Linked DNA regions of Homo sapiens: regions 1, 2 and 4 are each linked to region 3. Evidence: chromatin loops called from intact Hi-C (ENCODE). Cell type or tissue: mammary epithelial cell. All regions are shown on one strand. Links, peaks and the distances in the headings refer to the core of each region. The heading gives the core; the rest is flanking DNA.

Region 1 (7,538 bases), core at 1,325-6,324, 210 kb before region 3:
GCAAAGCTGGGGCTGAGATAGAAACCACAAGGGAGTAGCCGAGTCCATAGTTCAGAGGTGCACCCAGGAGAGTCACTGAAGGTGGCCAGAATGAGGTCACAGGCAACTATGGAAATCATGTAGGAAGGCGAGGAGGTGGCCACAGAAGGCCATGGGAAGGGAAAAGTTGGCACAGAAGCTACAATACAGTTCAAGTGTGCCAAAATGCATGTACACAAATATTCATGGCCATGTTAATCATTTTAGCTCCAAACAGAAAGCAACCCTAATGCCCATCAACAATAAAATGGGTAAATAGAACAAAGTTATTTTATACAGTGATGAAAAGGACAGAAGCGCTACCCACAGTAGGAGTGAATCTCACATCAATGTCAAACATAAGAAGGAAGACACAAAAGAGAACATGCTGTTTAGGTCTGGCTCACACCTGTAATCCCAGCACTTTGGGAGGCTGAGGCAGGCGAATCACTTGAGGCCAGGAGTTCGAGACCAGCCTGGCCAACATAGTGAAACCTCATCTCTACTAAAAAAAAATATATATATATATACACACACACACATATATGTGTGTATATATACATAATATACATACATGTGTATATATACATAATATACATATATATGTGTACATACATATACATATATATGTATATATACATATACATATATATGTATATATACATATACATATATATGTATATATACATATATACACACATATGTAATATACATATATACACACATGTAATATACACAAACATATATATACACACATATATACATACACAAAAATTAGCCATGTATGGTGGTGCACAACTGTAATCCCAGCTACTATGGAGGCTGAGGCATGAGAATTGCTTGAACCCAGGAGGTGGAGGTTGCAGTGAACCGAGATTGAGCCACTGCACTCCAGCCTGGGTGACAGGGCGAGACTCCGTCTCAAAAAAAAAAAAAGTTAGTTATGGTACTAGTTACCTTTCAGAAAGATGGTGGTGACTGCAAGGGGCCATGAAGGGGATATTGGCAACTGGTCATATTCTGTTTCTTATTTATTTTTCACTTTTTGAGACAGAGTCTTGCTCTGTGGCCCAGGTTGGAGTGCAGTGACATGATCATGGCTCACTATAGCCTCGAACTTCTGGGTTCAAGTGATCCTCCCACCTCAGCTTCCTGAGTAGCCTGAACTACAGGCATGCACCCATAAACCTAGCTAATTAAAAATTTTATTTTTTATTTTGGCTGGGCATGGTGGCTCACGCCTGTAATCCCAGCACCTTGGGAAACCGAGGTGGGTGGATCATGAGGTCAGGAGTTCGAGACCAGTGTGGCCAACATGGCAAAACTCCGTCTCTACTAAAAATACAAAAAATTAGCCGGGTGTGGTGGCACACGCCTGTAATCCCAGCTACTTGGGAGACTGAGGCAGTAGAATCACTTGAACCCAGGAGGCGGAGGTTACAGTGAACTGAGATCATGCCATTGCACTCCAGCCTGGGCAACAGAGCAAGACTCTGTCTCAGAAAAAAATATATGTATAATTTTAGAGACGGGAGTCTAACTATGATGCCCAGGCTGGTCTCAAACTCTCGAGCTCAAGCGATCCTCCCGTCTTGGACTCCCAAAGTGTTAGCATTATATGCATGAGCCACTGCACCTGGCCACTTTCCATTTCTTGATCTGGGTGCTGGTTACCTGAGTGTGTTCACCTTGTGGAAATTCATTGAGCTACACACTCAAGATTTGTTAGCTGTTCTGTATGAATGGTGTATTTCAATGAAATGTTTATTATTAGTGATAAAAAGCCTTTCCTTGATGCCACTTTCCCCTCCAACTATATTCATTCCTTCCCTTCACAGTAAAACTCCTGGCCGGGCACAGTGACTCACACCTGTAATCCCGGCACTTTGGGAGGCCGAGGTCAGGAGTTCAAAACCAGCCTGGCCAACACGGTGAAACACCATCTTGGCCGGGCATGGTGGCTCACGCCTGTAATCCCAGCACTTTGGGAAACCGAGATGGGTGGATCATGAGGTCAGGAGTTCAAGACCAGCCTGGCTAACATAGTGAAACCCCATCTCTACTAAAAATACAAAAAATTAGTGGTGCGTGGTGGTGGGCACCTGTAATCCCAGCTACTTGGGAGGCTGAGGCAAGAGAATTGCTTGAACCTGGGAAGCGGTGGTTGAAGTGAGTGGAGATGGCACTACTGCACTCCAGCCTGGGTGACAGTGCGAGACTCCCTCTCAAAAAAAAAAAAAAAAAAGAAAAGAAAGCCCCATCTCTACTAAAAATACAAAAATTAGCCAGGCATGGTGGTGGGCGCCTGTAATCCCAGCTACTCAGGAGGCTGAGGCAGGAGAATTGCTTGAGCCGGGAGGCAGAGATTGCAGTGAGCAGAGATCAGGACACTGCACTCCAGCCTGAAAGACAGAGCAAGACTCCCTCTCAAAAAAAAAAAAAACCCAAAAAACAAAACACAGTAAAACTCCTCAAAAAAGTTGTCTCTAATTTCTCTCCTCACATTTTCTCTTGGACCCACTGTCATCAGACATTGATTTTCCCCACTCCATGGAAGTGGCTTTTTTTTTTTTTTGAGATGGAGTCTCACTCTGTCGCCCGGGCTGGAGTGTGGCAATCTTAATTCACTGCAACCTCCGCCTCCCACCTCCCAGGTTCAAGTGATTCTCCTGCCTCAGCCTCCCGAGTAGCTGGGATTACAGGTGTCCGCCACCACGCCTGGCTAATTTTGTATTTTTAGTAGAGATGGGGTTTCACTGGCTGGTCTCGAACTCCTGACCTCAAGTGATCTGCCCGCCTTGGCCTCCCAAGGTGCTGGGATTACAGGCATGAGCCACTGTGCCAGGGTGGAAACGGCTTTTGTCAAATTCTCCGGGAACCTTCATTTTGCTGAATACAGTGACCAATTTGCAGTCCTAGCTTTACTCCACCCAGCAGCCACCCATCATCCTCACTGCATGCTTGGCCACTCCTAGAAACATTCGCTTTGCTAGGTTTTCAGAGCACCACTCTCAGATTTTCCTCCTCTCTCCAGTTGCTCCTAAAAAAGTAAAAAAAAATGATGCCGTGGAGAGGTCATGATGGAGGGAAGCTATTGGCCTCTGAAGGTGGGAAGCAGGCATCCAGGCATAGCAGGAGAGGCCGGCCCTGGACTTCCTGCAGGAGCTGGGAGCTCCTTCGGGGCACTATGGTCCCTTGTTCCCAGCAGCAGCATAAAGCCTGGCTCATGGCGACAAGGAGAAATGTTTGTGGAGTGAATAAAGAATAAGACTTTGAATGTTATCCTGAAGGCAGTGGATTTAGAAAGAGTCTCTGAGAAGCCATCATTCCTCCCCTCCTTTTCCCCATGGAAGATAGACTGGATTATGGCTTGGGGTGGTGAGGTGGGTTCCTAGGGTTCTTTTCTCTTCCCAGAAGGTTGAGGAAGGACTTTTCATCCCACTCTTCCCATCGGAGGGCATTGATGTAGCACCCAGGAAGGCCACCGGAGGGCACTATATTCCCAGGAGACCATTATTTGGGAACGAATTGAGAGTTGCTGGTAGAAAAGAATAAAGCTTAGCACACGTGTGAGAAACCAAATACACCCCTCTTTCTGGGATGTTTCCAGAGCCTTCTGCAAGGTGGGACATGCTCAGGGCCAGGAGCCTTACACCTGTGTTGTTGGTCTCAGCTGGCCCTTTATCTTATGTTGCAGACTCTTTTTTTTTTTTTTTTTGAGACAGGATCTCACTCTGTCACCTGAGGCTGGAGTGCAGTGGTGCAATCTCTTGGCTCACTGAAGCCTCAACCTCCTGAGCTTAAGTGATCCACCCCCCTGTCCTTCCCAAAGTGCTGGGATTACAGGTGTGAGCCAGCCTGGCCTGTGGCAGCCTCTTGACGACTCTTGGTCTCAGTTGTACCCCTCTAGAAAATGGGAGTAATGGCCGGGCGCGGTGGCTCACGCCTGTAATCCCAGCACTTAGGGAGGCCGAGACAGGCGGATCACGAGGTCAGGAGATCGAGACCGTCCTGGCTAACACGGTGAAACCCCGTCTCTACTAAAAATACAAAAAAATGAGCTGGGCGTGGTGGCAGGTGCCTGTAGTCCCAGCTACTCGGGAGGCTGAAGCAGGAGAATGGCGTGAACCCGGGAGGCGGAGCTTGCAGTGAGCGGAGATCGCGCCACTGCACTCCAGCCTGGGCGACAGAGTGAGACTCCATCTCAGAAAAAAAAGAAAAGAAAAGAAAATGGGAGTAATGGCCCCTGGCAGGTCTCCCACACAGAGGCATCAGCAAGAGAAAACAGAGTAAGTAGTAGAGATAGTGGTTGAAATAAAATGTACCGGAGAAATTCCTGGGGTTGGCCAGGTGTGGTGGCTTATGCCTCTAATCCCAGCACTTTAGGAGGCTGAAGCAGGAGGATCACTTGAGCCTAGGAGTTCCGGACCAGCCTTCGTAACAGCGAGACTCCGTCTCAATATTTAAAAAAAAAAAAGAAAGAAATTCGAGGTGTTGCTAATCCTCACTGTCCCCCTCACCCCACCCCTGTGCTAATTGTGTTTCTGCATCTATGGTTAGTTCATTCCTCTTTACTGACACACACTACTGAGTGTATGACGCTACACACATGAACACTGCTTTTTTTTTTTTTTTTTTGAGACGGAGTCTCGCTCTGTCGCCCAGGCTGGAGTGCAGTGGCGCGATCTCGGCTCACCGTAAGCTCCGCCTCCCGGGTTCACGCCATTCTCCTGCCTCAGTCTCCCGAGTAGCTGGGACTACAGGCGCCCGCCACCACACCCGGCTAATTTTTTGTAATTTTAGTAGAGCCAGGGTTTCGCCGTGTTAGCCAGGATGGTCTCGATCTCCTGACCTCGTGATCCGCCCACCTCGGCCTCCCAAAGTGCTGGGATTATAGGCGTGAGCCACCGTGCTCGGCCCTGAACACTGCTTTGAGTGGTGTCCAACCTTAACGTTCTGTGGAAGGTGATTCCCCGGTAGATGGAGATGATGAGTTAGGTCAGAGCCAGTGGGCAGTGAACGGAGGCCACTGGGGTGGTAGGGAGCCATAATAGGTTCTGGAATCGGGTGAGGATTTCATTTCAAAGGGCTAAGTTTTCTTGTGAGGTTTCCTGGGGCCCTCCTTCTGGAAGGCAGAGTTCCTAGGCAGCATCTGAGCCCTCCTTACAGCTTATACCTGGGTGCTGTGCCCCTGCACAGAACAGACTCAGAGGAGAGGAAACACCCTGTGCTGGGGGCTGGGAGGGGGCTGGAGACCTGCGCAAGCTGGACCTGTGCTGTCTTTGCTCAGTCCCGGCCTTTCTCAATCCTTGGGCCTCTGGTAGGTGAATTGTTCCTGGATTCCTTCCTGTCCTGGTTGAGTTAGAGCCTCTTGCACCATCCTGCTGATGGCTGGTTGATATTAAGCAAAGTGCAGTATGGGGAAGGATAAAGGGATGGCATGGTGGGGGTTGGAGGCGTGGGTTTTAGAACCTATCCCTTTCTAGCCCTGAGCAATGCTTGCCCCAGAAGGAGTTGGGGCTAGGCCCATTCCAATCCTTCCAGCCTAAGATCCAGACTCCAAGGCATGCCCCAGGCCTCCTGGGATGTTTGTATGTTCTGTGAAAATGGGAACAGATTTGAAGAAATCAGGGTTAATCAGAGTGAAACAGGTTCCTTTTCTGTGGCATTACTCAGTGCCTTTAGCAAGTGGTGTATTGTGAGTCTTCAAGAAACAGCAGGAGGGAGGTTTCACATACTTCCTTGCATGAGGAACCCTTTTCACAGAGAATTTTGCAGACCACTGTTCCATAGAACACACTGTAAGAAGTTTCCATTTCATCCAATGCAGCCCCCGTGTTCATTTCACAGAGGAGGAAACAGGAATGCATAGATGGGAAGGATCTTGCCCCTTGTCTCAGGCTGGGTTGGTGGTCTCCTGAGTGCAGCCTGGGCCTCCCTCCCTTGTGTACACTCAGAGCCTCCGGGAGTGAGCAGCGAGGTAGGTGCTGCAGGGCTACTCCTCTTCCTCACCTTCATACCTTTCTGTCATCTTCAGGGGGATCAAGACCCCACTCATGTGAGCTCAGGCTTGGCCGTGGAAGACAGTGAGTACAGGAAGCAATGCTCTTTCCTGGGAAGACATCCCCACACATTACCAACACTTACCTCCCTACCTCGCAACTTTTTAAATTGAGATGTAAATTACCTACCTCTATGATCATTGACAAATGTTCTAAATGGTGTAACCACCACTGCAATCCAGACACAGAGCATTTTCATTGTCCCAAATATGCTCCCTCACTCCCCTTTGCAGTTAGTCTCCTCTTCCTAACCCAGGCCCCTGGTAACCACTGACCTACTTTTTGTTTTTTTGTTTTTTTTTAGGTAGAGTCTCGCTCTGTCGCCCAGACTGGAGTGCAGTGGCTCGATCTTGACTCATCGCAACCTCTGCCTCCTGGGTTTAAGTGATTCTCCTGCTTCAGCCTCCTGAGTAGCTGGGACTACAGGCTTGTGCCACAACACCAGGCTAATTTTTTTTTTTTTTTTTTTGAGACAGAGTTTCACTCTTATTGCCCAGGCTGGAGTCCAATGGCGCGATCTCGGCTCACTGCAACCTCCACCTCCCGAGTTCAAGCAATTCTCCTGCCTCAGCCTCCCGAGTAGCTGGGATTACAGGCATGCACCACCACGTCCGGCTAATTTTGTATTTTTAGTGGAGACAGGGTTTCTCCATGTTGGTCAGGCTGATCTTGAACTCCCGACCTCAGGTGATCTGCCCACCTGGGCTTCCCAAAGTGCTGGGATTATAGGTGTGAGCCACTGCGCCCAGCCCCTACTTTCTATCTCTATAGTTTTGTCCTTTCTGGACATTTTGTATAAATAGAATCATCCCATATGTGACCTTTGCATCTGGCTTATTTCACTTAGTGCAATGTTTATGAGGCTTATTTGTGTTTCTGCAAGTATGGTTAGTTCATTCCTCTTTATTGACAAGCAGCATTCCATTGAATGGATGTACCACAGTTTCATGGACATGTTGATGAACACTTTGGATGTTCTTGCCTTTTGACTGTTGTGAAAAAGTTGCTATGGGCTGGGCGCGGTGGCTCACGCCTGTAATCCCAGCACTTTCGGAGGCCGAGGCGGGTGGATCACAAGGTCAGGAGATCAAGATCATCCCGGCTAACATGGTGAGACCCCTGTCTCTACTAAAAAATACAAAAAAATTAGCCGGGTGTAGTGGCGGGTGCCTGTGGTCCCAGCTACTCGGGAGGCTGAGGCAGGAGAATGGCGTGAACCTGGGAGGCGGAGCTTGCAGTGAGCCAAGATCGCGCCACTGCACTCCAGCTTGGGTGACACAGCAAGACTCTGTCTCAAAAAAAAAAAAAAAGAAAAGAAAAAGTTGCTATGTACAATTTTTTTTTTTTTTTAAGACAGAGTCTCGCTTTGTCGCCCAGGCCAGAGTGCAGCAGTGGTGCTATCTTGGCTCACTGCAACCTCTGCCTCCCAGGTTTAAGCGATTCTCCTGCCTCAGCCTC
Region 2 (7,538 bases), core at 1,293-6,292, 170 kb before region 3:
ACTCTTGTTGCCCATGCTGGAGTGTAATGGGGCGATCTCGGCTCACTGCAACCTCCGCCTCTTGGGTTCAAGTGATTCTCCCGCCTCAGCCTCCCGAGTAGCTAGGATTACAGGCATGCACCACCACGCTGGCTAATTTTTTTTTTTTTTTTTGAGACAGAGTCTCGCTCTGTTGCCCAGGCTGGAGTGCAGTGGTGCAGTGTGGGCTTACTGCAACCTCAGCCTCCCAGGTTCAAGCAATTCTCCTGCCTCAGTCTCCAAAGTAGCTGGGACTACAGGCGCGTGCCATCACACCTGGCTAATTTTTTGCATTTTTAGTAGAGACAGAGTTTCATCGTATTAGCCAGGATGGTCTTGATCTCCTGACCTCATGATCCACCCACCTTGACCTCTCAAAGTGCTGGGATTACAGGTGTGAGCCGCCGTTCCCGACCTAATTTTGTATTTTTAGTGGAGACGGGGTTTCTCCATGTTGGTCAGGCTGGTCTTGAACTCATGACTTTGGGTGAACCGCCCGCCTTGGCCTCCCAAAGTGCTGTGATTACAAGCGTGAGCCACAACGCCCAGACTTGATTTTGAACTTTAAATAAGTGGAATGATATGATACATATTCTTTTTCCTGGCTTCTCTCTCTTCATATTATGTTGGTGAGATCACCTCTGTTGATGATGTGAGGTAGAGATCAAGTTTCTTTTTTTCTTTTTTCATACGGATATCTAATTGACCCAGCACCTTTTATTGAAATAATTATTTCCCAACCCCGACATATTTTTTTTTTTTTTTGAGATGGAGTCTCGCACTCTCGCCCAGGCTGGAGTGCAGTGGCGCCATCTCGGCTCACTGCAAGCTCCGCCTCCTGGGTTCACGCCCTTCTCCTGCCTCAGCCTCCTGAGTAGCTGGGACTACAGGTGCCTGCCACCACACCCAGATGATTTTTTGTATTTTTAGTAGAGATGAGGTTTCACTGTGTTAACCAGGATGGAAATCTCCTGACCTCGTGATCTACCCGCCTCTGCCTCCCAAAGTGCTGGGATTACAGGCATGAGCCACCGCGCCCAGCCTGACATATTTTTTAAATACTGTTCTATTTTCTGATTATAAAATCAAGACACATGCCAAGCATGGTAATATGTGTTTGTAGTCCCAGCTACTTGGGAGGCTGAGGCAGGAAGATCACTTGAGCTCGGGAGTTTTAGAACAGCCTGGGTAACATAGCGAGACCCCCATCTCTAAAAAATTTTTTTAAAAATTAAGACACATTAAAAAGCCTTGACAATCCTGAGCATTGATAAAGTTGTGGAGGGTGGAGCCATCCTGGGGAGCCATTTGGAAGTACCTAATAAATATGAATATATGTACACCTGTGAACCAGCCATTCTGCCCCTTGGTCTACAGCATAGAGCAGCTGTTCTCCAGGTATTGTCTGGGAACCCCTGGGGGCAACGTGAGACTTTCAGTGGGTCTGTGAGGTAAGATATATTTTTTTCTCTCTCTAAATAGCTCTTAAGTGGAGTTTTGGAGACTATGTGGTATCTGATATCTTTGGGGAACAGCTTCAACACAACATCCTGGTGACCTTGCACATATCCACATAGGCCATGCAGGCAAGTTTTGAACCACATTTTTTTTTTCTTTTTGAGATGGAATCTTGCTCTGTGGCCCAGGTTGGAGTGCTGTGGCATGGTCTCAGCTCACTGCAACCTCTGCCTCCCAGGTTCAAGTGATTCTCCTGCCTCAGCCTCCCAAGTAGCTGGGATTACAGGCGCCTGCCACCACGCCCAGCTGATTTTTTGTATTTTTAGTAGAGACGGAGTTTCACTATGTAAGCCAGGCTGGTCTTGAACCCTGACCTCAGGTGATCCATCCACCTCAGCCTCTCAAAGTGCTGGGATTATAGGTGTAAGCCACCACGTCCAGCTTGAACCACAGTTAATCTGAATCTTGGCAGAATTCCCTGTGGTCCTTCCTGGGACATGAGAGCCTAGAAGCTTGTGAGTAGCTGCTCCCCTAGGCCACTTCCAACTTGCCTCCCTATATCTCCTGGGAGGGTTCTGGTGAGATATGTGGCTTTCTGCCTTGGCCCTAAAGGGTTTAGTTGTATACTCTAAAGCCACTTAACCGGCTGGGCATGGTGGCTCACACCTATAATCCCAGCACTTTAGGAGGCAGAGGTGGGTGGATCACCTGAGGTCAGGAGTTCTAAACCAGCCTTGCCAACATGGCGAAACCCCACTACTAAAAATAACCTGTAATCCCAGTTATTCGGGAGGCAGAGGCAGGAGAATTGCTTGAACCTGGGAGGCAGAGTTTGCAGTGAGCCGAGATTGTGCCACTGCCCTCCAGCCTGGGAGACAGAGCAAGAGTCTGTCTCAAAAAAAAAAAAATTAATTAATTAGAAAAAAATGGCCTGGCACGATGGCTTATGCCTGTAATCCCAGCACTTTGGGAGGCCGAGGCAGGCGAATCATTTGAGGTCAGGAGTTCGAGACCAGCCTGGCCCACGTGGTGGAACCCTGTCTCTGCTAAAAATACAAAAGTTAGCCGAGCGTGGTGTCACGCGCCTGTAGTACCAGCTACTCGAAAGGTTGAGGCAGGAGAATCGTTTGAACCCTGGAGGTGGAGGTTGCAGTGAGCCGAGATCATGCCATTATGTTCCAGGCTGGGTGGCAGAACAAGACACCGTCTCAAAAAAAAATAAAGTAAATAAAATAAATAAAAATAAAACCACATAACCATCACAGACACTTAAAACCAACAGTAAGTGCAAAACTATGCCTACTGGTGCATGCATATTCCCTGATCTCTCTATTGTTTTCACTCCAGATCTCAGCTGCTTTAAAGAATAAAAACCTCCTTGGGGGCCTGCCTCCTCTGCATTGCCCTGCATTCCCTGAACTCCCAGCTGAGGAGATAAGGTGGTCTCCTGGCAGCTGGAGTGCCTGTGTAAAACTGTGTTTTTGCAAAAAAAGGACTTGATAGAGTTTGGACAAAACTTGCAGTGCAGAGAAAAAAAGTCAAATTAACTATGTGGTTTGGGTGGATTCATTGTGTGTAAAAATGTATAATTGGTATTAACAGTGTATTACATCTTTGAACCTTAAATGCTCATAAAATGTTAGAGAAAATTGCTTTGATGTCCAATGCTATAAATGATGTTCTGTTCATTGGCAAGCCAGAAATGTCTACTTTCTGTGTTAACAGCAGTCAGCATGGGTGACTGGTAAACCCCAACAAAACTCAGAGGACTGCTTGCCAATTAAAATTTCTTGAAACAACATGGGTGGATTCACAAGGCTAATCTCTCCGGCAGTCAAAGAACAATTGCTGCCTCTTACAAAGTAAGAACTCTGTGTTCCCAGTATTAACACTACTGCTGCATGCCAAACTTGTAACTCCTGTCAAAAGCTGGCCCATTTATCTTCTAGTAAAAAACTGGTCATACTACACAGGAGTCTGTCCCCACCTGCATCTGCAGCGATCTTTGACCTCCACCCACTCCAGGCTAATGGCTGTACTTTTCTTCCCAGGTTTTTCCTTTATTCAGGTTTTAAAGCGTTTCCGTCCATTCAGTTGACTCTGGCCCCACTGTGGCCCTTGAAACTAATCTGTTACGTTTTATTCAATGGACATTTCACAGACCCAAGTAGCTGATCCTGCCGAATGTATCGTGGAAATAGATGCTTTCAGTATGAGTGATATTTGTCCTGACCTCAAGGGATGCTCCCAATGGGGAAAGGCCACTGTTAGGACAGTGGCAGTGGGACAAGTGCACAATTGGGAGCCCACCAGGCCACACGATGGCAGTAAAGCAGCATATAATACAAGGCTGGGACGGTGCGGGGGCACTCTACCCACTAAAGAGCCAGGAGAGGCAGAAGTGCTAAAGGAAACCCGACACCCTGTGTGGACTGCCCTCCCACTCAGCCAATTAGTCCCAAAGAGCCTTAACATTAAGAGTGTGGGTGACTGGTAAGTATGCAGACTGGAGCCTGTGGCAAAAAGATGTAGCCGCTAAGCAATGATCCCCCTGTGGACGTGGATAAAGCATTTGTCTGATGCCACTACCAGGTATATCCTTTTTGAGAGGAAATTATTGGCTTGTTATTGGCTGTTAGTGGACATTGAGAGACTAACAAAGCAACAGCAGGTGTTATTATGCCCTGACATCCATGAGAGGGTCAAAAATGAAAACACCAACAAAACGGATTTTTCCCAGAAAAGAAATAAACTAAGAGTGTAACAGGAAGAGCCGCAGACAAAACCCCTCACACACAGAGTTGAGGAAGGAAAGGGCTTTATTTGGCCGGGAGCGTCGGCAGACTTATGTCTCCAAAAACCGAGCTCCCCAAGTGAGCAATTCCTGTCCCTTTTAAGGGCTTACAACTCTAAGGGGGTCCATGTGAGAGGGTCGTGATCGATCGATTGAGCAAGCAGCAGGTACATGACAGGGGGCTGCATGTACTGGTAATCAGAACCGAACAGAACAGGACAGGGATTTTCACGATGCTTTTCCATACAATGTCTGGAATCTATAGATAACACAAGCAGGTCAGGGGTTGATTTTTAACTACCAGGCCCAGGGCATGGTGTCAGGCTGTCTGCCTGTGGATTTCATTTCTGCCTTTTAGTTTTCACTTCTTTTTTCTTTGGAGACAGAAATTGGGCATAAGACAGTATAAGGGGTTGTCTCCTCCCTTAACAGTTTAACACGTGCAGGAAAAAGTGGCTAGTCACCTTCTAGATATGGCTGTCTCAAATGTGGGGTTCTGTGCCAGAGCTTCCTGGGGGCTTTGGTACACCACTGTTTCTGAAAATGCCTGGGCCTGATTCAGGGACACATCAGCTCTGTTAAAGGCTGATGGGGTGCATTGGGCCACTGCAGCTGTTCAGCCTCCAGGAAATCGGTTTGTTTTTTTTTGGGGGGGATGGAGTTTTGCTCTTCTTGCCTAGGCTGGAGTGCAATGGCACAATCTCGGCTCACTGCAACCTCCGCCTCCCAGGTTCAAGCAATTCTCCTGCCTCAGCCTCCTGAGTAGCTGGGATTACAGGCACCCACCACCACGCTCGGCTAATTTTGTATTTTTAGTAGAGACGGGATTTCACCATGTTGGTCAGGCTGGTCTCAAAATCCCGACCTCAGGTGTTCCACCCACTTCGGCCTCCGAAATTACTGGGATTACAAGCGTGAGACACCGCACCCAGCCGGAAATCTGTTTTAAACTGCAATGGAAAAGGGGAGAGAGAGTAAGAGAGAGAGCAGAGCTCTGGGTTGTGGTGTTTGCTCTGGAAAATATCTCCTACAATTCATCTTGTTAACATTTTCACTGACTGGTGGGGAGTAGCTGATGGACTGGCAATGTGGTCTGGTGCCTGGCAGTGGGGCATCTTGATGATTAAGTCTCAAAGACTGAGGTCTTTTTAGGGATGAACACTGTGGCAGCAGACTACACTGGACTCACAGCCCCGTTCATGACTCTTGTGGCTGCCCATGAAAAACGACCATTCAAAGATGAACATCGATGGAATCGACAAGTTAAACAGACCCATGCTGGCCAGGTAAGGACCACGGCCATGTGGACATACTATCACACAAGGCATGGTAATCCATCTGCAACTCAGGACTGCATCGCCAAATTTGGCATAGTGATTCCAGCACGGGAGGCTAAGGAAGTCTGGCAAGTGTGCCTGACTGCCAGCTACACAGTTGGGTGACAAAGGGAACTCCAGGGTGCATAACCAGGGGTGCTATCCCTGTCTGCACAATAGACATGGGCCAGACTATTCGAGGATTCTTAGATGGACTATGTTACATATTTAGATTCCCTGAACACGTCTAATCAACAATGGGCTACTTTTACAGTAAAAAGTACCCCAGAGGCCGGATGCTGTGGTTCACGCCTGTAATCCCAGCCCTTTGGGAGGCCAAGGTGGGTGGAACACCTAAGATCAGGAGTTTGAGACCAGCCTGACCAACGTGGCGAAATGCTGTCTCTACTAAAAATACAAAAATTAGCTGGGTGCGGTGGTGGGCACTTGTAGTCCCAGCTACTTGGGAGGTGAAGGCAGGAAAATCACTTGAATCCAGGAGACAGAGGTTGCAGTGAGCCAAGATTGCGCCATTGCACTCCAGCCTGGGTGACAGAGCGAGACTCTGTCTCAAAAAAAAAAAAAAAAAAAAAACAAAAAACTCTCCGTAGTGGTGATAAAAAGTTGCATTGCCTGACTTCTTGCTGGCTTTTTGAGGTAAGGGTATGTGCAGTCATTGAGCTCTTGCTGGGTCAGGATTAATATTTGATGACCAATAAAGATTTTTTTTTTGAGATGGAATTTTGCTCTTGTCGCCCAGGCTAGAGTGCAGTGGCTTGATCTTGGCTCACTGCAACCTCTTTCTCCTGGGTTCAAGCGATTCTTCTGCCACAGCCTCCTAAGTAGCTGGGATTACAGGCACCTGCCACCACGTCCGGGTAATTTTTGTATTTTTGTAGAGACAAGGTTTCACCATGTTGGCCAGGCTGGTCTCGAACTCCTGACCTCAGGTGATCCACCCGTCTTGGCCTCCCAAAGTGCTGGGATTACAGGCGTGAGCCACCGTGCCTGGCCAAAGATTCTTATCTATTTATAGCAACATTAAATGGACTAAGACAAAAAAAAAAGTAAAAAAAAAGATTCTTAATCTAAGGACTCTTAGAAATCTTCTGACAACTGCTGACTGCAAGAGTGAACAGCCTCCACTAGAGATGACAGAACAAGATTAACTTTCTAGGCACTGATATAATTTTCTTAAGCCTCAATCTATAATTGTTGAACTCTTTTATAGATTTTCCATAGACTATAGCAATTGCCCAATGTCCTAAGTTTAAATGATTATTGGACCCTGATCCCACTTCAGCAAAATGCTGCTGCTGAGACTGCTACTACTTTATGTGTGAATGTCAGGCCTATACTTGTCTGTGAAACACAAGCTAGTTTAAAACTCTGGCTGGGCGTGGTGGCTCACGCCTGTAATCCCAGCACTTTGGGAGGCCCAGGCGGGCAGATCATTTGAGGTCATTTGAGGCCTACATTATTTTAGGCAGATAGTGAGGGCAAAAGAGTCCTCGGCAGAACTTCCCTTTCTAACAAAAAGCAGCCCAAGAAATAACTTCTTTTCTAACAAAGCACAGCCTGAAAGATTGGGCTGCAAACATAGATAAGGAAGCTGGAAGCTTGCACGGGGGGATGCTGGCAGCTGCACTGATAGAAATGGCTACCTGGGGCCAGGCATGTCTAGCATGGGGGCTCCACTTTCTCTTTTTTGTTAGCATGTGCACAGTGAGAAAGAAATAAGCAACAAGGAGTAGCTCTCTGCTTAGGCAGAGGACCCACCTGCATAATAAAAGATTGGGGTGGAGGCTGCCAGAGATTCACATTGTATGCAGATGGTACACCTGGTCCTAACCAGTTTTTGCGCCCTATGCAGATCAGATACCACCTCCCCACCAACTCATCTATAAAAACCCTAGCATTTCACTGCTCATCAGCAGCCTATTTTTCCAGGA
Region 3 (7,538 bases), core at 1,060-6,059:
GAAGGACCTGGGCTTGGCTGGTCCTCCAAGGGACCCAGGGACCCGGTCCAATCATGGACTGAGGACATGGGCTCAGGAGGTGGACTGAGGCCCCCGGAGAGAGCGGCAGGGTGGGAGGTGTAACCTGCACAGCATGGAGCAGTGGGAGCCTGGGGTTCCATCTGGAGACATGGGTTCTAGTCCCACTTGCTGTGTTTTTGGGGCATGTCACTCCATCTCCCTGGGTTCAGCCTCCCCAGGGAAGGACACTCTCTCCACCCTTCCCCAGCCTGGCCCTCACAAACGATGATGCCAAAGCAGTATCCTTCATGTGTGGGGTTAGCGATAGGGCCGCTGGCCAGAGAGAAGATAGAGGCAGGGCCTCTGGCATTGTGTGGAGCCTGGATCTTGCTCTGCAGTCTGGGAGAACCCTGGGCATGGGAGGAAGAGCCAAGAAACCTCTCAGGCTGGATGACAGCCTCTGGGGGCTCACACCGTCCTCTACCCTAGGAGAGGCCAGGGCAAGGTGTGCACCCTGCTGCTGTGCACCTTCTCCTTGTCCTCCTCTGAGGCCTCAGGCAGTCGCCCAGTTGGGTCACTCTTCACCAGGGTTAGGCCTGGCACCTTGGCATGGAGGGCCAGCTCTTGCCCACAGGCTCTAGAGGCCCTGAGGGTCACCAGGGCCCTTCCCCCTCCCGTGACAGCTTGCACAGGATGCTGTCTTTGGAAAGGTGGTTAGGGACTCACACCTTACAGAAGAGGAACCAGAAGCTTGGAAAAGATGACTGTTCCTAGGTGGTCAGTGCCAGGGCCTGGCCAAAGCCCACTTCTCAAGCTCCAAGTCCATGGGGTGTTCCACCAGAACATCATTCCCCATTGAGCAGAGCCTCTGCCTGTCCCCAATGCTACACACACACTTCAAACATATACATCAAACACACAGACACACACACACACAGAGTTCTGCTGCCTCCACTCCAGTCAGCAACCTGGGCTGGGCGCAGGCGCGAGGGTTTGTCTCTGCGTGGGGGCTTGGGAGTGCCCCACACACATTTCTTTGGGTGTAGAGAACCAGGCGTCCTGCCCCTCCCCCAGCTCCGGATGGGTCTGTGCCTGGCCCTGCTGACTTCTGCCCTGAGATGAAGCTGTAGACACAGCCTGTAGTGTGGAGTCTTCCTTGGGTCCCTATTTGCACACCCAGCATCCCACCCAACCTGGAGATAAGGTGAAGAGGCCCAGTCAGCCCCCAAAATTTGGTGTTTCCAAGGTCCTTCAGGTGGACAGTGCAGCACCGCCCAAGGAGCACTAGGGCATGGAGTGCGGTGGAAAATTCTGCAAGCCAGGGGGCTGGAAACCAAGTACTGCTATGGCCGTGACCTTGTGGCCTTGAATGACAAAGCACCTGCTAGGTGCCTCCCAGGACAGCAGGTCCTCAGGCCAGAGGCAGTTTTCTGCCCACTTCTTCACCACTCAGCAGTCCAGAGGCTGCCCTGCCATTCAGGCTCCCCTGCCCTCTGGCTTTCAGGTGGCTTGGCCAACGGGACGGGCTGGCAGGAGTCTGGGCAGTGGGGAGGAACAAGAGGCCAGGGTAATTATTCCCCCAGCATCCTCCCTCTGAAGCTTCCACCTTTAGCCACAGCCCCACTGGTCCTGATGACTACTCTGTCCCTACCCCTAGAGCCCAGGACTGGTAACAGCTGTGCTTCACCATCCCTTATTGGCTTCCCAGAGCCTGCAGCTCTGTAAGTAGTCCCCTCATTAAACTCTCTTCCAGCTGCATCTTTCCTGGTACATGCTGTCAGTTTCCTGCCAGGAGCTGGACTGATCCAGCACTTGATAAATGTTTCTTCATTAAATCCTGCCAGGTGCCAGCTTGGGATCCAACCCCATGACACAGAGTGGCTCCTGCCACATGCCAGAATGTCCCTGCCCTTCTCTCCAGAGGCCCAGTCAGTGAGAGGAGGAGGAACTAGAATCCAGGTCTCCTGCCTCCCAGAGCAAGGCTCCTGTCACTCCACTCCCTGGGGCTTCTTGGGCCTGAGATCTTGAGGCAAGTCTGGTGGTGGAGGAGGTCTTGAGCAAGACAGGCTTGAATCCTCTCTTCCTGGTGGCACCCATTCACTAGGGCAGCAGGTGCCCCAGCAGCACCAACTCACCAGCATGGGTGGAGGGGCCAGGTTAGCAGGTTCCCAGGCACCTGCAGCGTCAGCCAGCATGCAGCTCCTGGCTTCCCACGGGCGCCACTGACTCAGCAGTCAGAGGCTGTGGGTAACACTGCTGCCCCCTTTGCCAGCTTATAGGTGACAGAGGCTTCTATAGTCACTCACCGCTGGATAACTACTCCCCTTTTTGTCCTTCACACACTTTCATAATCAATCCCTTATATTTAAATTCCTTCCATTGGAAACACCTAGAGTGGTTTCTGGTTTTTTGTTGTTGTTGTTGTTGTTTTCTTTTTGAGACAGAGTCTCATTCTGCTGCTCAGGCTGGAGTGTGGTGGCATAATCTCAGCTCAGGCTGGAGTGTGGTGGCATAATCTCAGCTCAGGCTGGAGTGTGGTGGCATAATCTCAGCTCACTGAAACCTCTGCCTCCCAGGTTCAAGTGATTTTCCTTCCTCAGCCTCCCCAGTAGCTGGGATCACAGGTGCACACAATCACACCCGGCTAATTTCTGTATTTTCAGTAGAGATGGGGTTTCACCATGTTGATCAGGGTGGTCTCGAACTCCTGACCTCAAGTGATCCACCCACCTTGGCCTCCCAAAGTGCTGGGATTACAGGTGTGAGCCACTGTGCCCGGCTGTTTTCTTGACTAGTCACTCACTGTTATCTCAACTATGTCCTAAGACATAGCTCACCCTAAAACCAGAATTCACGTTAAAGACAGGGTAAGATTACTCACTAAGCTCCAGCACTACTGAATTCCACTGTTGTGATTTCTCTCTCTCTTTTTTTGAAGAGACAGGGTCTCACTGTCACCCAGTCTGGAGTGGAGTGGCATAATCTTTCACTGCAGCCTCAAACTCCTGGAGTCCAGCAATCCTCCCACCTCAACCTCTTAAATAGCTGAGACTACAGATGTGTGCTACCATGCCCAGCTAATTTTTAAACAGTTTTCGTAAAGATGGGGTCTGGCTATCTTGCCCAGGCTTGCAATTTATAGAGCTCCAGACACCCTCATTGGTAGCTGCTTCTGATAAATTCCACACTATGGCCAGAAGATGGCAGCAAACCACCAGCTTCAGCCACTTACCTGTGGCCCAGGACACCGGACCAGGTTTCCAAAATCTGAGCTTCACATTCCTAGACCTCCAGAGGTTCTCTTCATGGCCACCTGGACAACTGGCAAACCATTCTGTTTCCTTACACGTGCACATATCATCCAGATAACTGAAACTCTTATCAATAAAACCCCAACATCACAACCAGGGCATAAATTCTCTTTCAAACATCATGGTGATATCCTTATCTTAGATTTTTGGTAAACATTTGGAATTGGATAAACCATCATCCTTAATTAAGACAGAGAACACTTTTTTTTTTTTTTTTTTGAGATGGAGTTTTGCTCGTCACCCAGGCTGGAGTGCAGTGGCGCGATCTCGACTCAGTGCAACCTCCGCCTCCCGGGTTCAAGCGATTCTCCTGTCTCAGCCTCCTGAGTAGCTGGGATGAGAGGCGCCCGCCACCACACCTGGCTAATTTTTTGTATTTTTAGAAGAGACGGGGTTTTGCCATGTTGGGCAGGCTGGTCTCAAACTCCTGACCTCAGATGATCCGCCTGCCTCGGCCTCCCAAAGTGTTGGGATTACAGGGGTGAGCCACTGCGCCTGGCCGACAGAACACTTTTAAAGAGAGATCCATAAAACATCGCCAGTCAGCTGACCTAGGTAGTTTGGGGTGTATTTGTTCTTCAATGTGGCATCCTTAGGGAACCTGGTGGAGGAAACACATGCATCAGCAGCCATTGGTGCCAAGCAGAACACAGCTAGGTTCCCTGTATCCCCCAGCACCACCCAGAGTCACCTGTTGGCACTGGCCAGTGGGATCCAGGTCCTGACCATTTGGAAGGTTTCAGGTGGCTTCTAAGAATTCCAACATTCATCAGCATAAATTCAGCTGTTATCTTAATTAGCACGATTATTTCAGTATCAGAAAATTAATAAAAATATAGAACTCCTGGGTCATGTAACCATTTGGACAATTATTCCAACTTTTAAGTTGGTGAAAACGCTTTTTAATAAAGCACATCACTCCATAAAACGCCTTAAGGAGCCCCGGGTGGTAATGAGAAACAAAGGCCCTTTGTATGCTAACAGGTTTGTGAAAAATGTAATAATGAGGGCACACTTTCGTTGCAGTCTTAATAAAAATTAGGAAAAGATTGATCAAACTGAATTACAAATGTTCTATGCTGAAATTGTGGTCATGACCCAAGTTAAGCGATCACAAATTCTTGCTGGTGTTGGAATCTCCATTCTTGGTCATGGTTTGGAGTGAAGACAGAATTTCCTATCTTCTTGTGCCAGGTTTTTCTTCTCTATGTCTGTTATTATAACAATGTTCTGTGGCGGCTGAGCCATGACTCAGTGAGTGACTCAAAGCACGTTCAGTACTCACCCCTCCCGCGGGCACGTGCCCAGGCTTGCAGGCACATGGCCCCCCTCTCCCGGGAGCCTTCACCTACCCCTAAAACCTGCAGGGGCCTGAACCTGGAACAGAGAGGCCTCTGGAACAGAGGCATGGCTCTGTCGAGGTCTGTGGTGCTGACCAAGGCTGCTTCCCTCTGTGTCTGCTTGAAGTCCACCCTCAAGTGGATTTCCCATCCACCCTGCTCCCAGAGATGGTCAAGATGGAGACCCATTCCATGGTCTCCAACGGGAAAAGTCAGGACCATTCTGGGTGGCTATGAAAACCTGGCCAGAGCATCCAAGCTCACATGCTCCCAAATGATGGCACCTGGCTGCTGACCTGACTGTGGTCCCCACATCCGGCAGAAATGGGAAAGAAGGGACAATGGAGCCACAGCGAAGAATAGCAGCTATGACTACCCCCGGCACAGACAAGACCAACATGGCTCCTTAGGGACAAGGACTTTGTGGATTGTAGGGGCAACCCTACAGTGGATGGCTTTATTTAGGGCCAAAAAAAGGCAGGGGATAGGAGTCCTCCTGGAATTCTATCAGTCTGTCTCTCTCTAAACACTCAATGAAGACCTCGAGGGGAGGTTGTGGTCTCTGTGCCAGACGAGAGGAAATGCTAAGGGTCACTGGGTTATGGAGGATAAGCAGAGGGCCAAAGGGATGATCCCTCTGAAGGCCTCAAGGCTGAAGGGCCTTCCTCTCATCTGCCAGGCAGAGCTGCCACCCTATCTCTTCTGTTCCATGGGGGGCTGGCCTTCTGCTAAGGCCGAGGGTGGTCTCAAGTCAAGAGGAGTATCAACCCCCTGCCCTACAGACCCAACTAGCAACATGAGACCAGATAAGACAGTCTCCAAGCTCACCTCCAGGTACAAATCAGGAAGAACCATATAAGGCGGCCTTCATGGAGGCAGACAGTTTAGGAGCCGGCCCTAGGATGCCCTGATTTGGAAGGCAACACAGAAACCCTAAGTCCAGGAACAGGACCATGGAAAATGGCCCTCGAGACCCCCTCTGCCTAGAGTTGCCTGTAATTATGTCATCCTTTCCTAGTCCCTTTCAAGATAAATAGAACATGAGTGGAGAAGTGAGAATACGCAAACTGCAGATAAAGCAGGCCCCCTTGAAGAGACTGTAGACCCCTCTATCTCGGTCACCCGCCCTGCCCCAGATGGGGTTCTTCCTTCACGGAAGCTTTGACCCCACCAGACCCTGCCCAGGCGTCAAGGAGAGCCTCAGCCAGCCCTGCAGTCTGGGATATGATGGGGAACCATGAGACTCCCCAAGAGTATAGATACCACCTCCCCCTGGTACCTGCTGGGCATAGCTGCCGTCCTCCTAGTAGCCAGGGGCTAGGCCGGGCTCACACATCAGACTCAGTGCAGTGTGTTATCCTTTAATGAAAAGCTGGGTCAATGGAGTCACCACTCTCCCCAAGACCCCCCTGCAGCAGATAGCCCTCACCATGGCTACCTATGAGGCAGGGCAGCCCTGTGGCAGCCAGCCCTGCTGAGGGGTCAGTTTGTAGTGGCCTAGGAGAGGCGTTCAACTCTTAGACCTAGGATGTGGCAGCAGCAACAAGGCCAGAGGCAGCTCAACTGAGGTCAGGGATGGTGGAGGAGGCAGACAGGAAGCATGGGGCTCTCCTCCTTCCTCTCCGAATCCCAGTGTGGCCAAGGCCAGTGTTCAGGAACAGTACAGTCTCCCCAGGGGCCTGGAGTCTCTTCCAGCCACTCTCTGGAAGCCCTTAGTCCCCAACTCCCTGCAGACCGGTGTCACAGGGTCGCTGGACTCGGGGAGCAGGCTGGGTACTACCCCATGAGCCTTGAGGCCCCGGGTCTAGGAGGTGGATCCAGCAGGGCCGAGGCCAGAGCCACCAGGAGACTGGGAGTCACCTTCCACTAACTCTGCTTGTCAGTCACTACAGGCACCTAAGAAGGTGGCCTCTCCTCCGAGCTTCCAGGGCTGCCCAGGCCAGGCTGAAGCAACAGCAGGCCGTGGCTCCTGGGTTCCTATAGATCTGTGACCTTGTTTTCCACAGCAGCTGCAATCTGCTGGAGCCGATAGCCCAGCTGCATCTTCTGGGCCGTGCCATCCTCCTCCAGGGCAGTGATGATCTGAAACAGAGACCAATGCCATCAGGGGAGACTTCTTTGGCCAACGTGTTTGCTGCAAAATTCAACAGCCCTCCTAAGACGCTGTGGCATGAGTGGGGTAGGAGGCCAAGAAACCCAGCCGGTCACTTCACGTACTTTCTGGGACCTCAGGGCCTCGCTGGCGGGAGGGGTAATAACATCAAAGTCACCGCGGGGTTCCAGGATGAATAAGGTAGGAAATGAAGGACCTGACTCAGTAGCGAGCTCCTCAGAAGCCCTGCTGCAGCCATCCTGGCTAACCCACCCGCCAGCCAACAGTATTTCCCAAGTTCCTGTCTGCCCGGTGCCAGACAAGGGGCAGAGACCCAAGAATGACCAGACACGTGGTGGGAAAACAGACACTGATCAAACACGAACCACGAATTTGGGGCTGCCACCAAGGGAACCGGTAGGAACCGGAGGGCAGCAGCACTTGGGAAAACAGCTACTGCCCACTATGTCTCCACAAGGGGACATGCCTGCATCACACCCTGCCTCCCCCAAGCCCCGTGCCATGGCCCACACCATGCCGAGGAAGGCTGTGGGCCATGAGACAGGTTCCTCATCTCTGAGCAGCAATAGCCATGTCACTGGTGCCACACAAACATCTAAGTGGACTATTCCACCAGGCATCCAGCAGGTTGACTGGCAGGTGCTCAGCTCTTCAGGCACAGCCCAGGGATCCTCCAAAAAGCTTCACCAGCTCCAGTGTACCCTCACACCCCTGGCCCTGTGCCTGGACTCTCCTCTTCGCAGCTCATGCAGCCAAGCCAGGCCTGCACTTGCA
Region 4 (7,538 bases), core at 2,226-7,225, 150 kb after region 3:
TTCCCTTCTCTTTCCTTAGGATAATGTTCAGTGTTTGGCTAACTCTGCTCCTGTGAGGTGGAAGGCTATACACTCTTGGCTATTAGGAACATTTTTTAAGCACTACGTTTCTGTATTTTCCCTCATCCTCTCATTGTGCACAAATCCATGCTGTCATTGTGCCACATTCATGATTTCTAATTGTCATATATTTTCCCTGATTATCAAAATAAGCCCCCCCCCGCCCGCCTTTTATTTATTTATTTATTTTTTTTGAGACTGAGTCTCGCTCTGTCACCCAGGCTGGAGTGCAGTGGTGCGATCTCGGCTCACTGCAACTTCTACCCAGTTTCAAGCAATTTTCGTGCCTCAGCCTACTGAGTAGCTGGGATTACAGGCGTGCACCACCACGCCCAGCTAATTTTTATATTTCAAAATAAGCATTTTTAAAAGCAGCCGTTTTCTTGTGTGCATGTCAGGAGTTGGTGGTGGGGATGGGAGGAACACTAGGGCTGGCCCTCGGGCAGTGTTAGGCTTAGTGCTCAACTTTCTTTCCTGAAAGAGAGTTCCCCAAACCACCCCTTCTGAGGGAGGGTTCTGCATCTCTTCTTCTATCATATCCATACCCTCCAGAATGGGAATCCCCCACCTATGACCAAACACTGACTATACAGTTTTCAGATCTTTTTTTTTTTTTTTTTTTTTTTTGAGATAAGGTCTCGCTCTGCCACCTAGGCTGGAGTGCAGCAGTGGGATCATGCCTCACTGCAGCCCAAACTCCTGGGCTCAAGCAATCTTCCTGCCTCAGCCTCCAGAGTAGCTGAAACTACAGGGATATGCCACCACACCTGGCTAATCTTTAAATTTCTTTTAGAGATGGGGTCTTGCTATGTTGCCCAGGCTTACACAATCTTTTTAAGTTCTCAGCTTTTTCATTTATTGCTGCAAAGTGGATTGACACAGAAGGTTTGTTTTTTTTTTTAGACAAGAGTCTTACTCTCTGTTGCCCAGGCTGGAGTGCAGTGGTGCAATCTCAGCTCACTGTAACCTCTGCCTCCCAGGTTCAAGCAATTCTTGTGCCTCAGCCACCCAAGTACCAGGGATTATGGGCACGTGCCACCACATCTGGCTAATTTTTGTATTTTCAGTAGAGATGGGGTTTCGCCATGTTAGCCAGGCTGGTCTCGAACTCCTGACTTCAAGTGATCTGCCCACTTTGGCCTCCCAAAGTGCTGGGATTACAGGCGCGAGCCACTGCACCCAGCCAGGATTATTCTCATCAATTTATCCTATGAGGTCTGGAGATAGATAAATTACCTTTTTATCTATTATCTTCCCTTTTTCTATGTAAGGGTAAAGCTAGATCTCCTAGCTTTGTGTTTTTTGTTTTTTGAGACAGAGTCTCACTTTGTTGCCCAGGCTGGAGTGCAGTGGCATGATCTCAGCTCACTACAACCTCCACCTTCTGGGTTCAAGCAATTATCCTGCCTCAGCCTCTCGAGTAGCTGGGATTACAGGCATGTGCCACCACACCCAGCTAATTTTTTGTATTTTTAGTAGAGATGGGATTTCACCATGTTGGCCATGTGGGTCTTGAACTCCTGACCTCAGGTGATCCACCCTCCTCAGCCTCCCAAGTGCTGGGATTGCAAGCTTGAGCCACAGTGCCCAGCCCTCCTGGCTTTGTTGATCTTTGGATTTTGTGTTTAAACTCCCAGCATGTCAAAGTCAAAGGGCTCTCATCAGGACGATATGCCTGAAATACAGCGGCAGAAGCTGATCTGAGAACCACAAAGAAATCAGTGGTAGAGCTGAGTCCAGGGCACTGAAAAGAGCTCTACTCTTACGGCTCCTTGTGACATTTCTTTTCTTTCTTTTGTTTTTTTTTTTTAAGAGACAGGGTCTCACTATGTTCCCCAGGCTGGTCTTTAACTCCTAGCTTCCAGTGATCCTCCCGCCACAGCCTCCCAAAATATTGGGATTACACATGTGAGCTACTATGTCCAGCCCTTGTAACCATTTCTGTGCCCCAATGGGTCTTCCAGTTAAAGCCTCAAAGTGCTTTCTTCCTCATGCCAAAAACATCTGAATTCTGAGAGTCCAGGTAACTGGCATTGGTAGGGACATTTCTCCTTAGAGCCCCACGTTCTGGGCTAAGATCTCTTTTGTGGGCTGCTCTGGCCATGACACCACCATGCAGGAGAGACCTCAGGGCCCCGGTGGAGATGCTGAGGGAAGAGCCTGGGAGCCTGTGTGTGTGCGTGTGTGTGTGTGTGTATAAGAGAGTGCAAATGGGGTGAAGAGATGCATATGTGCATGAATCCACACGTGTGGGTGGTTATGTGTGTGTTGTGCCCAAGTGTGTACATGTAAATCTGTGAGTGTACCTGTGTGAGTATTCCCTGGGCCCATGTATGAGCACAGGTGCACACACACGAGCGTGCACAACCCCTGTGTGCGGTATGTGACTAAATGGGCACAGGTATGAGTGAGTGTGCCCACATGTGTGCACACAGGATGTGTGTGCATGCACCCATGTGTATAAGTTTGTGTGTGTGTGTCCAAGCATATACAGAGTATGCATGTGGGGGTGACCATGTGTGTACACATGGTGTGTGTGTATACATGTCTTCATGTGCCATGTGACTGTGTGAGAACATATGCGATCATGCTTGGTGTGTACATGTGCACAGATCCACATGTGCATACAGGTGAACACAAGCGTATATGTGCCCACACACATGACTCTGAGGTATGCATATGTGTGTGCACCCACCTTCATGTGTAGTGGGTGACTGCATGTGTGTGGAAGAGTTAACACAGCAGGTATGAGAATGGTCCCCTTCGAAAGGCCTGCTTGTGAGGTTGGCCCTTGGCCAGGGTTGGGGAACTTGATGGTAAACAGTTCCCTCTAGTGATATGAAACTTTCCCTGAATTATAAGAGGAGCTCACTGTGCATAGACTGTTTATACAAACAACATGGTTTATGTTGATTATCTGCTTTCCTTCTGGGAGTCTGGAATTTTGGTACATGCTAGGCACAGGGTGCCTATATGACCAGCCCCCAGTAAAAACCTTGGTCGTTGAGTCTCTGATGAATTTCCCTGGCAGACAACATTTTACACATGTTGTCAATGTTCAATGCAGGAGGAATTAAGTGCGTCCTGTGTGACTCCATGAGGAGAAAATCTTGATGCTCGCTCCTGGTTTCCTCTGGACTTCACCCCAGGCCCCTTTTTCTGATTTTGCTTTGTGTCATTTTGCCGTACTAAGTCTTAGCCATGAGTCCAGCTATATGCCAAGTCCTGGGAGTCACCCTAGCAAATCACTGAACCTGAGGGCAGTCTTGGGGACCCCCTACACACCATGTATGAGCGTGCTCAGGTGTGTGTGTATATACAGGGTGAGAACATGTGCGCCTTCGTGTGTGTAATGGCCCTTGAATTACGTGTGGCTTAAGTGAGCCCAAGTATTTATATGTGTAGGTGCCCACACATGTACATATACCCTTATGTATAACGTGACTGTGTACACAGGGGGTGTGCATGTGTATGTACCCTGTGCATATGGTATACGCATGTCCGGATGTGTGCCTATGAGGTATGCACATGCATGCATGTGCCCACGTGTGTGTGTGCATAGGGGGCTTGTGTGTGGTATAGGACTGTGTGCAGGAGTATGAGTGTGCCTGTTTAGAATATGTGTACTTATGCCCTTGCATACACTTTGTTTTTGAGACAGAGTCTTACTCTGTCACCCAGGCTGGAGCACAGAGACGCAATCTTGGCTCATTGCAACCTCCACCTCCCAGATTCAAGCAATTCTCATGCCTCAGCCTCCTGATGTAGCTGGGATGACAGGCGCCCCACCACATGTGGCTAATTTTTGTAATTTTAGTAGAGATGGGGTTTTGCCATGTTGGCCAGGCTGGTCTCAAACTCCTGGCCTCAAGTGATCCACCCACCTCGGCCTCCCAAAGTGCTGGGATTACAGGCGTGAATCACTGCACCCGGCCTTGCACGCACTTTTCTAGATCTTCTGCTGTGTCCAGTGTCAGAGATGGACCTCAACACTGTGTGAGTAACTGGGCCTCTGGGAAATGCAGCTGTCTCTTCCCAGGTTTTCCATTTTAAAAACTCTGGTCCTTTTATTTTGCTAATTGGGAAATTTTGGGCTGATTAATAGGAGATGGCCCTGTGGCCCAGCCAGAGCCAGGATTCGGATACAGCAGAGAGGGTTTCTAGGGCAGCCAGAGGGTATGCCTGCAGAAAGGCAGCAATGAGCCTGTCCCCAGCTTCTGTTGCAGGGTGACCTTGGACTAGCTTCCCAACCTCTCTGAGTCTAGGTCTCTTCATTTGAATTAATCCCAAATATCCCTACCTTAGGGGGACAGCCAGAGTGGAACAGCTGGCAGACTCTCCCCACAAACACTATGGATTCAGGCAGGACGGACTTCAAATTCAAACCCTGAGTGACCCAAGGCACCCCCATCACTTTCTGGCCTTGGTCCCAGCATCTGGAAAAGTGAGGCACCGCCCACCACAGAAGCTGCTGGGAAGATCAGACAGTAGGCTATCAGCGTCCACAGCTTGGGGTTGTTGGCTGAGGCAGAAGAATTGCTTGAACCTGGGAGGCGGAGGTTGCAGTCAGCTGAGATTGCACTACTACATTCCAGCCTGGGCGACAGAGTGAGACTCCATCACACACACACACAAATAATAATAATTTTTAAAATAAATAAATAAAATTTGCATTTGATGTTCCTTGACCTACCTATTGAGGAATATTGGAATGATGGACACTTTTTAGCGGTGGATGGGCTTAGATTCAAGTCTGGGCGCTGATGTAAACTTGCTATTTTGTGCGAGACTCCTGGCCTGTCTGAGCCTCAGTTTCCTCATCTGTAAAAGTAGGGGGTGACAATGGGCATCAAGAACCCAGCACACGGTAGGTTCAGACATTAGTCCTCTACTTTTTATCTGGCTCAATATAACCAGAGGGTCCAGCCTTGATTTTTACCCACAATTTGGCCATAGAAACCTGAATATCAGGCTCCCCTTCCCTTCTTGGTGCCACAGCCTGGCCCAGCCACACCGATGCAAGAACAAAGGCAGTCTCCAGTCTGAAGGTCCAAGCCCCACAGCAGGGAGTTCCTGCCCCCTGGTGGCCAGAGAAGGAACGGGTAGCCTAGTGTGGACCCCAGTGGCAGCCTGGTAGCCACTGGGCTTGATTTGGGGAAGTCACTAGAGCTGGGTCAACCTCTGCTCACTGCCCTATCCTGATGGCTGGGCCAAGAGCAAGTCTCTGCCACCCTAGGTTGATAAGGGGCTTCTCAAGACCACAGCTAACACCTCCTGAGAAAAGCACAGCATGGCTGCTCAGACCACCAGCTGGTGCTCAGTTCCTTGAAGAAAGGACTCAGTTCAAGTCTGAAAGTTGTTGAGGGTGGGGCGGTAGCATATACATATTTCTATCTCCAGAGTAACAGCAGAAGTGTGAACGACTCACCCAGCAGCATCTAGGAGATGTCAATGCAAAGCCAATCGCACCAGCAATCACACACCAAGAACATGCTCCAAATACACAGGAGAGAGCTTATCCTGGGGCAAGGGAGGAAGCCCCCCACCCCCAGCTCCATCCCTAAGGCCTGTATGCCTGCACTCACTCAGGTTCCCTTCCCCAGCAGCAGCCATCCCCACGGGGCGCTGGGGTGAGCGAGCGTGACCTCCAGGCAGCAGCTCCAACGACCTGCATGGGCTGAGCCCCTCTTACCTCCCTGAAGCTCTGTCCTTCCCAAGGGTTCCTTAACCCCAGGGCAGGAATGGCCCAGCCACCAGGAGGCCACACAACACACCCTCTCCTCTCATCCCCAAACCCATCACCTCCCACCCCCACCACATCCTGAGAGATCCAGAGACCAGCCTTGTCACACAGCCCTGTCACACAGCCATCAGGGCTGGGCAAGGCCAGGGCTCAGGAGTAGCTCAGTCATTCACCAGCAGCTCCACTCCAGGGGCTTCTCAGTAAATGGTCAGTAATGTGTTAGCTTTCTCCACACTGGGTCCCCCAGCAACCTCTCCCCCCACACCCAACACATATACTTACTTCCTGATTTTCAGGCCCTCTTCATTGTCGGGGAGAAAAAATTCAAAAGATTTGTAGGTCTTGACCACGTCCCGGCGATACTGGCCAACATTGAACTCTGGAGGGAAGGAGAGGCTCAGCTTTCACAGCAACAGCAACCCCTACCAACCCTGACCTTGACCCAACCCCAGGCCAAATAATAGAGAATAGGCCTTCTCTATTCTCTTCGTCATGCCCCACAAAGCTCCCCTTAGACAGCTGGGGCCAAGCCTCACCCCGAGTGGGCACACCAATCCAGTTCAGGTATCGAGTCAGCTTCTTGGAGATGTAGGTCTTGCCCCTGGCGGGCAGGCCCACCATGACAATGAGAGTTGGGCAGTTGGTCATGCACACTAAAAGGCAAGCAGCACAGTGTCAGATGAGGGCTGGGACCCTCCCAGCGCACCCCTCCCTCTCAGCCTGTGGTCTCTCAGCCTCAGGGCATGGGACTGGCATCAGACGTATCTTCTTGGCTTCCTAGCATCCCCACACAGCTCCTGGAGTGGCCCCAGATGCTGGTTTCAAGCCACCGTTGGCATGTCCCCCTTCCCCAGGCCCGCCTGGGCTCTGGCAGACACAGTGGGATCTCTCCAGCCCTTTTCATCCTGATGTGCACCACCAGGCATAAAGTCAACCGAACTTGCCACTGGCTAAACATGGCTAGGGGGGTCCCCACCGCATGAAGGACAGGACCAAAACCCAGCAGGGTAATCAACACCCTGCCTCTGTCATCCAGGAATCCATACCCTAACCTTTTTACATCTCTCCCACCCCATCCATCACTCAGTGCTCCCAGAACACATAGCCCCACTGCATGCCCTCCCTGTGGTGAACTTCTTTTCATCATACAAAGCCCAGCTAAAAAGTCACTTCCTCAATGAGTCCTTTCCCCAAGGCATCTCCATGGCCACCGGGAACACCCCTCACCCTCAATCCTGGTCACCTCACTAATGACACTCTTCTCTCTAGACTGATCACTTACAGCAGAAGAAGCCCTGTGGTATCTGAGCCCTTTAGGGCCCTGGGGCCTGGCACAGCGCTGGTGCTCAGGAACTGTGGGCAGGATCAGGGAGGGAGGCATCTAGAAGTCTCTCAGGGTAAGGACCACAAGGGGTTGAGACCAGAGACCCAGACTGATGCCCACAAGGACAGTCCCTCTGATAGCCCACCCACCACCATCCATGTGCCACAGGTCAGTGTGCCAGCCAGAGAAGATGCCAGGCTAGAGGCACGGAAGGATCTGAATACAGCCCCCTATATTCCCAGCTGGCTAGAACAGATACCAAGGCAGCAGAACTGCCAGCTTCATCTTATGGGACCTAGCTCACTTTTCTTTTTTTTTTTTTTTTTTTGAGACGGAGTCTCACTCTGTTGCCCAGGCTGGAGGGCAGTGGTGCGATCTTGGCTCACTGCAACCTCTGCCTCCCAGGTTCAA

What was found. A loop is a pair of places that touch in the nucleus more often than their neighbours do. Peaks named below come from ENCODE experiments on the same cell type or tissue, not always from the same donor. Only the 100,000 strongest peaks of a DNase experiment are listed, where the experiment ranks them.
Region 1: it touches region 3 in a loop (11-fold over the local background); 3 of 110 quality-filtered maps call a loop at or near these places.
Region 2: it touches region 3 in a loop (6-fold over the local background); 3 of 110 quality-filtered maps call a loop at or near these places.
Region 4: a loop joins it to region 3, with 9 times the contacts of the local background. A loop is called at or near these places in 48 of 110 quality-filtered maps.

Annotation. Positions count from the first base shown.
Region 1 is chr3:48,191,104-48,198,641 of GRCh38, forward strand. It overlaps MIR4443 (microRNA 4443), which reads left to right and starts at 5,461; the gene lies at 5,461-5,513. RefSeq lists an enhancer at 5,122-5,651. In mammary epithelial cell, for the core only: a CTCF peak has its summit at 3,506 (motif pointing right); a DNase peak (open chromatin) is centred at 3,548.
Region 2 is chr3:48,229,050-48,236,587 of GRCh38, forward strand. No RefSeq gene overlaps it. Among named protein-coding and RNA genes, the nearest start is that of ZNF589, 8.3 kb to the right of the region's middle. RefSeq lists an enhancer at 138-637. In mammary epithelial cell, for the core only: a CTCF peak has its summit at 3,792 (motif pointing right); a DNase peak (open chromatin) is centred at 3,842.
Region 3 is chr3:48,397,858-48,405,395 of GRCh38, forward strand. It overlaps PLXNB1 (plexin B1), which reads right to left. Exons shown (of 38, transcript NM_001130082.3): 38 at 5,997-6,733. The coding sequence ends at 6,629. Among named protein-coding and RNA genes, the nearest start is that of PLXNB1, 28 kb to the right of the region's middle. In mammary epithelial cell, for the core only: a CTCF peak has its summit at 3,203 (motif pointing right); DNase peaks (open chromatin) are centred at 3,224 and 4,544; H3K27ac peaks cover 1,125 bases.
Region 4 is chr3:48,543,779-48,551,316 of GRCh38, forward strand. It overlaps PFKFB4 (6-phosphofructo-2-kinase/fructose-2,6-biphosphatase 4), which reads right to left. Exons shown (of 14, transcript NM_004567.4): 2 at 6,340-6,456; 3 at 6,086-6,182. MIR6823 (microRNA 6823) reads right to left here and starts at 6,243; the gene lies at 6,183-6,243. RefSeq lists enhancers at 6,654-7,317, 7,318-7,538. In mammary epithelial cell, for the core only: a CTCF peak has its summit at 5,140 (motif pointing left); no DNase peak of the experiment used is centred there.